Linked DNA regions of Homo sapiens: region 2 is linked to region 1. Evidence: read pairs that join two places in POLR2A ChIA-PET (ENCODE). Cell type or tissue: GM12878. All regions are shown on one strand. Each heading gives the region's core, and the rest is flanking DNA. Links, peaks and the distances in the headings are about the cores only.

Region 1 (5,385 bases), core at 55-5,054:
ACAGTGTTAGGCTGTTAATCAAAACTAATGTAAAACTTAAGAACTGTGTATTTCTGGGCCAGGCACGGTGGCTCATGCCTGTAATCCCCGCACTTTGGGAGGATGAGGTGGGCAGATCACTTGAGCCTAGGAGTTCAAGACCAGCCTGGGCAACATGGTGAAACCTGTGTCTACAAAAAATAGAAAAATTGGCTGGGGATGGTGGCATGTGCTTGTAGACCCAGCTATTCATGGGGCTGAGGTGGGAAGGTCACTTGAACCCAGGAAGCTGAGGCTGCAGTGAGCCAAGATTGTACCACCGTACTCTAGCCTGGGTGGCAGAGCCAGACCCTGTCTCAAAAAAAAAAAAAAAAAAAAAGAATTGTTTATTTCTGGAATTTCCACTTAATATTTTGGAAATATTAATGGGTAATTGAAATCATGGAAAGTAAAACTGCAGATAAGGGGACTACTATATTAATTTTGGGGTTACAAATACATTTTAGCAAGTAGGTATATTCACAAATAAGGAATACATCTTATTCCTTATTTAATTGTGTATAGGAATACACTATTTAAATGTTTAAACAAGGGAGAGAAATTATCCAGACACACATTGGCATGAATCAGGTGAGAATTTAGGAGTGGGACAAAAGCTTTCATGACTGAGTTGGTTTTTCCAAGTGTAGCAGACACAGAGTACTAACAGAAATTTCTTCTGCTAGGAGCAAGGCAGTGTCCCCTAGAAATGGGACATGTTTTCCTACAGCTTTTTCTTTTTTTTTTTTTTTTTTGAGATGGAGTCTCGCTCTGTCGCCCAGGCTGGAGTGCAGTGGCGCGATCTCGGCTCACTGCAACCTCCGCCTCCCGGGTTCATGCCGTTCTCCTGCCTCAGCCTTCCGTGTAGCTGGGACTACGGGCGCCCGCCACCACGCCCGGCTAATTTTTTTTTTGTATTTTTAGCAGAGACGGGGTTTCACCATGTTAGCCAGGATGGTCTCGATCTCCTGACCTCTTGATCCACCCTCCTTGGCCTCCCAAAGTGCTGGGATTACAGTCATGAGCCACCGCGCCCGCCTCCTACAGCCTTTTAAAATTATAATTTATAATTTAAAATTAGACACAGTGAGAGTGTCTAATTCAAGTCCCGAAGTGTTTTTTAAGCATGCCCAGTAGTTATCATCTAGTGGTATTTCAGTGAAGGAAAATACTGCAACGATCAAGGGAGAAGTAAATTGATTTTTTTTTAAGGCAACCATAATATTTTTCAACTTTGAAACTTTTCCTCTTTGATCATATTGGAGAAAATATAAGCAACTTGTGTAGAAAAATGAGACTATAAAATTCAGAGGGAGCAAAATCTTAAATGGTTAAGTTATATTACATGAAATGCGTAGATTTTTTTCCATAGTATATATATTATTGTACTTACAACTGAAATAATTTAGGCAATTTAATATTATTAGATATTTGATTATATGTCTGTTTCTTATATTTTAGAGAATGATTTTACTTATCTTTAAATGGAATATGCTTATTATAAAAAGTTTAGGTAATACAGAAATATAAAAACAACAATAGGCTCGGCGTGGTGGTCACAACTGTAATTCCAACACTTTGGGAGGCCAAGGCGGGATGATCACTTGAGACCAGGAGTTTGAGACTAGCCTGGGCTGAACATAGTGAGACCCTGTCTCTACAAAAAAAAATTTTTTTTTTTTTTTTTGAGATGGAGTCTCGCTCTGTCACTGAAGCTAGAACGCAGTGGTGTGATTTCGGCTCACTGCAACCTCCGCCTCCTGGGTTCAAGTGATTCTCCTGCCTCAGCCTCCCCAGTAGCTGGGACTGCAGGCCTGTGCCACCACGCCCGGATAATTTTTTGTATTTTTAGTAGAGACAGGGTTTCACCATGTTAGCCAGGATGGTCTTGATCTCCTGACCTCATGATCCACCCTCCTTGGCCTCCCAAAGTGCTGGGATTACAGGCGTGAGACACCGCGCCTGGCCTACAAAAAAATTTTTTTTAAAAATTAGCCAGGCGTGGCCTGGTGTGGTGTCACGCATCTGTAGTCCCAGCTACTCGAGAGGCTGAGGCAGGAGAATTGCTTGAACCGAGGAGGCGGAGGTGGCAGTGAGCCAAGATCGCACCACTGCACTCCAGCCTGGCGACAGAGCAAGACTCTATCTCACAAAAAAAAAAAAAAAAAAAAAAAAATAGCCAGGTCTGGTGGTGCTTGCATATAGTCCCAGCTAGGAGGATCAATTGAGCCAAGGAGGTCGAGGCTGCAGTGAGCTGTGATCATGCCACTTCACTCCAGCCTGGGTTAGAGAATGAGACCCTGTCTCAAAAAAAAAAAAAAAAAAAAAAAAGCAAAATTAAATCAATAAAAAATAAAATAAGATAAAAAATAAAGCAAGACCTTGTTTCTACAAAAACAACATTTAAAATTAGTTGCTGGGTGTGGTGTCTCATGCCTTTAATCCCAGCACTTTGGGAGGCAGAGGCAGGTGGATCCCTTGAGGTCAGGAGTTCGAGACCAGCCTGGCCAATATGGTGAAACTCTGTCTCTACTAAAAATACAAAAATTAGCTGGGCGTGGTGGCATGTGCCTGTAGTCCCTGCTACTCTGGAGGCTGAGGCAGGAGAATCACTTGAACCCAGGAGGTTGAGGTTACAGTGAGCTGAGATCGCACCACTGCACTGGAGCCTGGGTTACAAAGCAAGACTCCATCTCAAAATAAAAGCAAATAAAATTAGGCTGGGCACAGTGGCTCACGCCTGTAATCCCAGCACTTTGGGAGGCCAAGGCAGGCAGATCACCTGAGGTCAGGAGTTCTAGACCAGCCTGGCCAACATGGTGAAATCCTGTCTCTACTAAAAATATAAAAATTAGCTGGGTGTGGTGGCACACACCTGTAGTCCCAGCTACTTGGGAGGCTGAGGCAGGAGAATTGCTTGAACCTGGGAGGTGGAGGTTGGTATGAGCTGAGTTTGTGCCACTGCACTCCCACCTGGCAACAGAGCAGGACTCTGTCTCAAAGAAAAAAAAATAGCCAGGTGTGGTGGTGCATGTCTGTATTCCCAGCCACTCAGGAAGCTGAGGCAGGAGAATTGCTTGAACCCAGGAGGCAGAGGTTGCAGTGAGCCGAGATCTCACCACTGCGCTCCAGCCTGGGCGATAGAGTGAGATTCTGTATCTAAATAAATAAATAAGTAAATAATTTAAAATTACCCTGGCATGGTGGTGCCTACTAGTAGTCCCAGCTACTTGGTGGGAGGCCGATGGGGGAGGATCACTTGAGCTCAGGAGTTTGAGGCTGCAGTGTGCTATGACTGTGCCAGTGCACTCCAGCCTGAGCAACAGAGCAAGACTCTTGTCTCAAAGAAAAAAAAATAAGGAAGAAAAGAATAAAAATAAAAATAATTTTATACATATTATTTATAATACAAAAAATTTACCTAAATCTTGCTATAAGTTAACAAAAGAAGAAACTGAAGTAATAACTAATTTCAGATTTATGTTCCCTTGTCCCAAGAAATATTTATTCTAAAAGGTTCATGTAGAATTAAGGACAAAAGATGAAAATCATTAAAAGAATCATAGTTTCAAATTGTATTTCAATTTTAAACAGTATCAACTTTTTGCTAAGAAAAATTAGGTAATTAGCATTTTTATTTTTCTTTCCACTCCTTTTTTTGTGTCAAGGTGTATAGCCCTTATTTATATATATATTTGTAGTCATGATTCCCCTAGCTCTGTCCTTTTAGTTTTGAATTTAAATGGATTTGATGTTCTCTACCAGCTTTTTGACCATGGTCTTTTCATTGATGATTTTTTTTAATATGCATTGTTTTGGTTGGCTGGATTTCATCATCAAGTGCTTTTTTAAAGAAAGCCTCATGATTACTGTGTTTCCTGAATTCCTTCATATTTGAGAATTTCTATGTGTTGCTTTTTAAATTTCACACCAATTTGGGTGGGCATAATACTGTTTTTTTTTTTTGAGACGGAGTCTTACTCTGTCTCCCAGGCTGGAATGCAATGGCGTGATCTCGGCTCACTACAACCTCCGCCTCCCAGGTTCAATCGATTCTCCTGCCTCAGCCTCCCGAGTAGCTGGGATTACAGATGCCCACCGCCACACCCGACTAATTTTTGTATTTTTAGTAGAGACGGGGTTTCGCCATATTGGCCAGGCTGGTTTTGAACTCCTGACCTCAGGTGATCCGTCTGCCTCGGCCTCCCAAAGTGCTCAGGCGTGAGCCACCATGCCTGGCCAATATTCTTTAATTATAATGATTCTCCTATGTCTCCTCTCCTCAAATTTTGTAAGGCATAGTTTGGATTTTGGGGTTTTTTTTTTTAATGACTTGCTTATTTATTTATTTATTTATTTATTTATGTTTTTTTGAGATGAAGTCTTACTTTGTCACCCAGGCTGGAGTCAGTGGTGTGATCTCAGCTCACTGCAACTTCTGCCTGCTGGGTTCAAGCAATTCTTCTGCCTCAGCCTTCTGAGTAGCTGGGGACTACAGGCGTGCACCACTATGCCCGGCTAATTTTTGTATTTTTAGTAGAGATGGGGTTTCACCATATTGGCCAGGCTGTTCTCGAACTCCTGACCTTGTGATCTGCCCACCTCGGCCTCCCAAAGTGCTGGGATTACAGGCGTGAGCCGCTGCACCTGGCCATGACTTGATTTTTCTGATTGAATATCTAAGGAATTCTCTTTCATTATTCTTGATTTGTTTTGAAGTTGATCATTTTTTCATTAGACTGCCATATATCTTTTCTCTTTGAAATTTTAGTTTTTCCTTCATTTTGGGGAAATTTTCTTATGTGAAATTTCTAAATACTTTAAATGTTTCAAGGCCGGGCACGGTGGCTCACACCTGTAATCCCAGCACTTTGGGAGGCTGAGGCAGGCAGATCACGAGGTCAGGAGATTGAGACCATTCTGGCTAACACAGTGAAACCCTGTCTCTACTATAAATACAAAAATTAGCCAGGCGTGGGGGTGGGTGCCTGTAGTCCTAGCTACTCGGAAGGCTGAGGCAGGAGAATGGTGTGAACCCAGGAGGTGGAGCTTTCAGGGAGCTGAGATCGCACCACTGCACTCCAGCCTGGGCGACAGAGCTAGACTCTGTCTCTAAATAAATAAATAAATAAATAAAAATACTTTAAATGTTTCATTTGGTAGTCTTCTTCCTTTTATTGGAACTTCTTTGTCATTCATATTTATCATCTTCTAATGTTACAGTATTTTTTCTCTCTATTCACAATTATTTTCTCAAGCTTTTCCTCCACATCAGTAATTTGATTTTCAGTCATATCTATTGTTTCTAATTTATTAACTCTACAATACTGTCATTTCATTTCTTACTTTGTTTTCTTAGCAATGCAT
Region 2 (5,385 bases), core at 97-5,096, 110 kb before region 1:
AAAACCACAATGAGGTACCACTTCATACTCACCAGGATAGTATAACTAAACAATAATTTTTTAAATGGAATATAACAAGTTGACAAAGATATAGAGAAACTGAAACCTTCAGTACATTGCTAGTGGAACTGTAAAATGGTAAGCTATTACAGAAAACAGTTTGGTTATTCCTCAAAAAGTTGAATTACCGTATTTCTTTGTGATTCCACCCCAGGTATATCCCCAAAAGAACTGAAGACAGGTACTCAAGTACATGTATACATATAGTTCATAGCAGCACTATTCACAGTATCCAAAAGGTGGAAACAGCCCAGTGTCCATCAATGGATAAAAAGTTGTGTTGGACACATACAACGAGATATTATTCAACCAAAAGAAGGAATAAAGTACCAATATATGCTAGAATGTGGATGAACATCCAAACATTATGCTAAATGAAATAAACCAGATACAGAAGGTCACATATGTATAATATTATTTATATAAAATATCCAGAATAGAGAAATCCATAGAGACAAAATGCAGATTGCATGGAAGGGGAGTGGGGAGAAAGGGCTTAATGGATAAGAGGTTTAAATCTAAAGTAACAGGCAGGTTTTGCAGCTAGATAGAGGTGGCAGTTGTATTGTGAAAAACAAATCTGCCAGTACTAAATGCCACTGAATTGTTCACTTTAAAATGGTTGATTTTGTTATGTAAATTTCATATCAATATTTTTAAAAGGATATGTACACCAGATTACCTGTCATCATCTGAGAATCAAACTCATTAATTTTCTCCCCCAAACCTGTTCCTTTTCCTGTATTCTCAATTTCAGATAAAAGTAACAGCCAGGTACAGTGGCTCATTCCTATAATCCCAGTACTTAGGGAGGCCAAAGCGGGTGGATCACTTGAGCCTGGGAGTTCGACACAGAAGAATACAACGATCACCTAGTGGCAATCAAGCAGACCATCCGAAGACAAAACTCCTTATCTGAAAAATTGAAAAGTAATTAGACTTCTCTATTATCTAAAGCCAGCATCTGGTACCAGGCTTCTTTCCCAAAAATTTATAAGTAACTAGAATTTCTATACATCTCCAGAATGCATGAATGTCAAAACTTATTTTGCAACCCTTGCTAACATCAAGGCACCCAAAGTCTACAAATGTAATAATTTACCATGACCTACATAACTAATATGGTCCAAATTACCCTAAGGTCCTGCTTTAAAGTCCATAAATACCCCTAAGGAAAATCCACCGCAACACACTCAGTCCTTTTTGCTGAATGAAGCACTGTACTGCACTCTGCTGCAGCATTCTATCTAATAAAACTTTCCTTTCTAAACCTATACTGCTGTCAGTAAATTCTTTTACCACCAGTGAGCCAACCACTCTCCACTGCCGGGTTCTGACACCTTGCCCAGCAGAGACTAGCCCGCACAACATGGCGAAATCCTGTCTCTACAAAAAAGTCAAAAAATTAGCCAGGCATGGTGGCATCCACCTGTGGTCCCAGCTACATATATAAGGAATACATGTATTTCTTACTGTATCACAGTAATTATATATATATACAGAAGAAATATATATATGTATATATTTCTTTATACGGTAAGAAATATACACAATATTTCTTACTGTATCACAGCTACTAATAACTATTTGAAGTACCGAGGCATAAAAAGAAAAAAATATATACATTTTGTTCATATTGTTAAATGACAAACCTGAGACAAGTTAAATTTAATGACTTAATTGAACAAAAAACAGATTTGCCAGGTGCGGTGGCTCACCCCTGTAATTCCAGCACTCTGGGAGGCAGAGGTGGAGACTGGAGGATTGGTTGAGCCCAGAAGTTTGAGACCAGCCTGGGCAGCACAGGGAGCCCCCACCCCCAACCCCCATTACAAATAATAAGGAAATGAAAACTGTGGTCCCAGCTTCCGGGAAAGGTGGGGAAGGGAGCAGCCTGAGGCAGAAGCATCACTCAAGCCCAAGAGGTCCAGACTGCAGTGAGCCATGTCACTGCACTCCACCCTGGGTGACTAAGCAAGTCCCTGTCTCAAAAAAATAGAGATTAATGAACCAGTTAGCATCCAGTACCAAATGCAGTTCAGAATGTTCCATCCCCCAATGCATGTAGGCTATATTTATAGCCAGAGAAACAGAAATGACATACAGAAGTAGCCTGATGGGCTGCAGTTCAGGTGTTTGCCTTATTTGAACATGCTTTGGCAATATTCAGCCTATATGACTGGCTGAAAACTTGGCTGCTATGCTTGACTGAGGCTCAGCTACTTGTTACAAGAGTATACTCTTAGGTTAGGTTGCAGGTAGTTTATATATTAAATTAGGTTATAGTTCACTATGTAGGGAGGTAGCTTTTGGCTGCCTCTAAATTTAACTATAAATCTGGCACTATGCTATTTTAAATGGATTGTCTCATTTCATCCTAAAAACTGCATGAGCGAAGTCTTAATATTATTTTGATTTTAAAGATGAGAAAACAGAGGCTTAAAGAGGTTCAGTGACTTGTAGAGGGTCATATGATTACTAAGTGGCAGGAGTAGGATGTGGAACACAGGTGTACAGCCTGAGTTTGTATTTACTTTTGTAAAGTAGAAGGCATTCACAATGATTTCATTCAAATATATTTTCTTGAGTAGAAATGAAAAAAGTATAAATTAACGGGTAAACCCACAGGAGTTGCATGCAAAGAACATTCATTATGACTTCTAGATTTCTACCTCCAAAGGTAGAAGGTAGTGATATGTATTAAAATCCAAACAGACAACAAAATCTGTTAATAACTCTTTAACACAAGTTTTACTCATCATTCCACCCCCTTGTAGATACACTTCAATTTGTCTTCATTCCATTAAAAATAAATACTGAAGAGCAAAAATTTTTCTTTCTGATAAAAGCCAATTTTTTTCCTTTTATAGGTTAAGCTTTTTTTACTCCAAGAAACCTTTGCCCCACCTAAAATCACAAAAATTTTCTCGTTTTCCTCTACACATTTTATGATTTAAGCTCTTACATTTGTTCAATTACCCACTTCAAGTTAATTTTTGTACAGCATGAGGTAAGTATAGAGGTTGATATTTTTGTGTGAATTGTTTCAACACCATTTGTTATGAAGACTACCTTTTCCCCCATTAAATTGCCTTGGCAAATTTGTCTATTTGGTTCCAGTGATCTATATATCTATCCTTATACCAATAATCACACTGACCCGATTACTGTTCCTTTATACAAAGTCATAAAATAAGTTTGATTCCTCTAACTTTGGTCTTCTTTTTAATATTGTTTTGGTTATTCTAGGTCCTTTACATTTCAATACACATTTGAAATCAGCTTGATATTTTCTGAAAAATACTACCTGGGTTTTGATCGGGACTGCATTAAATCTATAGCTTAATGGAGAAAATTTACATCTTCATGATATGAGTCTTCCTAGACTGGGCACCAGGTGGTTCATGCCTGTAAGCCAGCATTTCGGGAGGCCAGGGCAGGAGGATTGCTTGAGTACAGGAGTCCAAGACCAGCCTGGGCAACATGGCGAAACCCCATCTCTACAAAAAATACAAAAATCAGCCAGATGTTGCTGGGCGTGGTGGCTCACGCCTGTGATCTCAGCACTTTGGGAGGCTGAGGCGGGCAGATCACGAGGTCAGGAGTTTGAGACCAGCCTGGCCAACATGGTGAAACCCCATCCCTACTAAAAATACCAAAAACTAGCCAGGCATGGTGGCAGGCACCTGTAATCCCAGCTACTGGGGAGGCTGAGGCAGCAGAATCACTTGAACCCGGGAGGCGGAGGTCGCAGTGAGCTGAGACCATGCCATTGCACTCTAGCCTGGCAAACAGAGCGAGACTCCGTCTCAAAAAAAAAAAAAAAAATTTGTGATGGTGCCTGTAGTCCCAGCCACTTGGGAGGCTGACATGGGAGGATCACTGGAGCCCAGGAGGCGGAGGTCGCAGTGAGCCAAGATCACACCCCTATACTCCAGCCTGGATGACAGAGTGAGACCCTGTCTCAAAGGAAAAAAAAAAGAAAAGATATGAGTCTTCCAATACACAAAAATGTTGTATCTCTCCATTCATTTAGGTCTTCTTTAATTTGTCTCAGTAATGTTTTGTAGTTTTCAATGTACTGGTCTTCCAAAATGGTTTCTGGAATTTATCTTCAAGTAGTTCATATTTTAAACTATTGCAAACAGTCCTGATTTTTAAGTTTTGATTTCTAATTACTCATTGTTAGTATAGAGGGATACAACTGATTTCCACATTTTTCGTATATAAATATTTGTGTAAAACTGATAAGAAAATGAAAATGTAAGTCACAGACAGGGAGAATATGTTTAGAAGGCATATATTTGATATATAACTTGTATTCAGAATATACGAAGATTCCTGAAACTCAATAAGACAAAAAAAATTTTTTTTTAAATAGACAAAAGTTTTGAACAGACATTTGATCATAGAATGTATATATATAAAAATAGCTGACTGGGCGCATTGGCTGACACCTGTAATCCCAGCACTTTGGAAAGCCTAGGCGGGTGGATCACCTGAGGTCAGGAGTTCAAGAAGAGCCTGGCCAACATGGCAAAACCCCGTCTCTATTAAAAATACAGAGAAAATTAGCCAGGCATGGTGGTGCATGCCTGTAATCCCAGCTACTCAGGAGGGTAAGGCAAAAGAAGTGCTTGAACCCAGGAGGCGGAGGTTGCAGTGAGCCAAGATCATGCCACTGCGCTCCAGCGTGGGCAACAGACCGAGACTCCATCTCAAAAAAAAAAAAAAAAAAAAAAGAATATATATAATTGGCAAATAAGCACATAAAAATATGTTCAATCTCATTAGTCATTAGAGAAATGCAAATTAAAATTAAAACCACAATGAGAAACTCCCACACATCCACTAGTATGGCTAAAATTTAAAAAATGATAGCCGGGTGCGGTGGCTCACACCTGTAATCCCAGCACTTTGGGAGGCTGAGGCGGGTGGATCCCCTGAGGTCAGGAGTTCGAGACAAGCTTGACCAACACGGCGAAACCCCACCTCTACTAAAAATACGAAAATCAGCTGGGCGTGGTGGCGTGCGCCTGTAATTTCAGCTACTTGAGAGGCTGAGGGAGGAGAATGGCTTGAACCCGGGAGGTGGAAGTTGCAATGAGCCGAGATTGTGCCACGGCACTTTAGCCTGGGCAACAAGAGTGAAACTCCATCTCAAAAAAAAATATATGATAATACCTAGTACTGATAAGATGTGGAGCAACTGCTGGTGGAAATGCAAAAATGGTATAGCCACTTTAGAAAACAGGTTGGCAGTTTCTTATAAAGATAAATTTACACTGGTAAATATACATTCCACCAGTTTCATTCCTAGGTATT

Evidence for each region. ChIA-PET counts read pairs that join two places held together with the same protein. Peaks named below come from ENCODE experiments on the same cell type or tissue, not always from the same donor. Only the 100,000 strongest peaks of a DNase experiment are listed, where the experiment ranks them.
Region 2: POLR2A ChIA-PET joins it to region 1 with 8 read pairs; 2 of 35 experiments call an interaction of 5 or more read pairs at or near these places.

The regions. Positions count from the first base shown.
Region 1 is chr1:45,732,431-45,737,815 of GRCh38, reverse strand. The region is part of intron 3 of IPP (intracisternal A particle-promoted polypeptide); the gene reads left to right. Among named protein-coding and RNA genes, the nearest start is that of IPP, 16 kb to the left of the region's middle. In GM12878, for the core only: no CTCF peak of the experiment used is centred there; a DNase peak (open chromatin) is centred at 2,054.
Region 2 is chr1:45,837,633-45,843,017 of GRCh38, reverse strand. The region is part of intron 3 of MAST2 (microtubule associated serine/threonine kinase 2); the gene reads right to left. Among named protein-coding and RNA genes, the nearest start is that of MAST2, 37 kb to the right of the region's middle. RefSeq lists an enhancer at 3,690-4,191. In GM12878, for the core only: no CTCF peak of the experiment used is centred there; DNase peaks (open chromatin) are centred at 2,041 and 2,267; H3K4me3 peaks cover 517 bases; H3K27ac peaks cover 1,598 bases.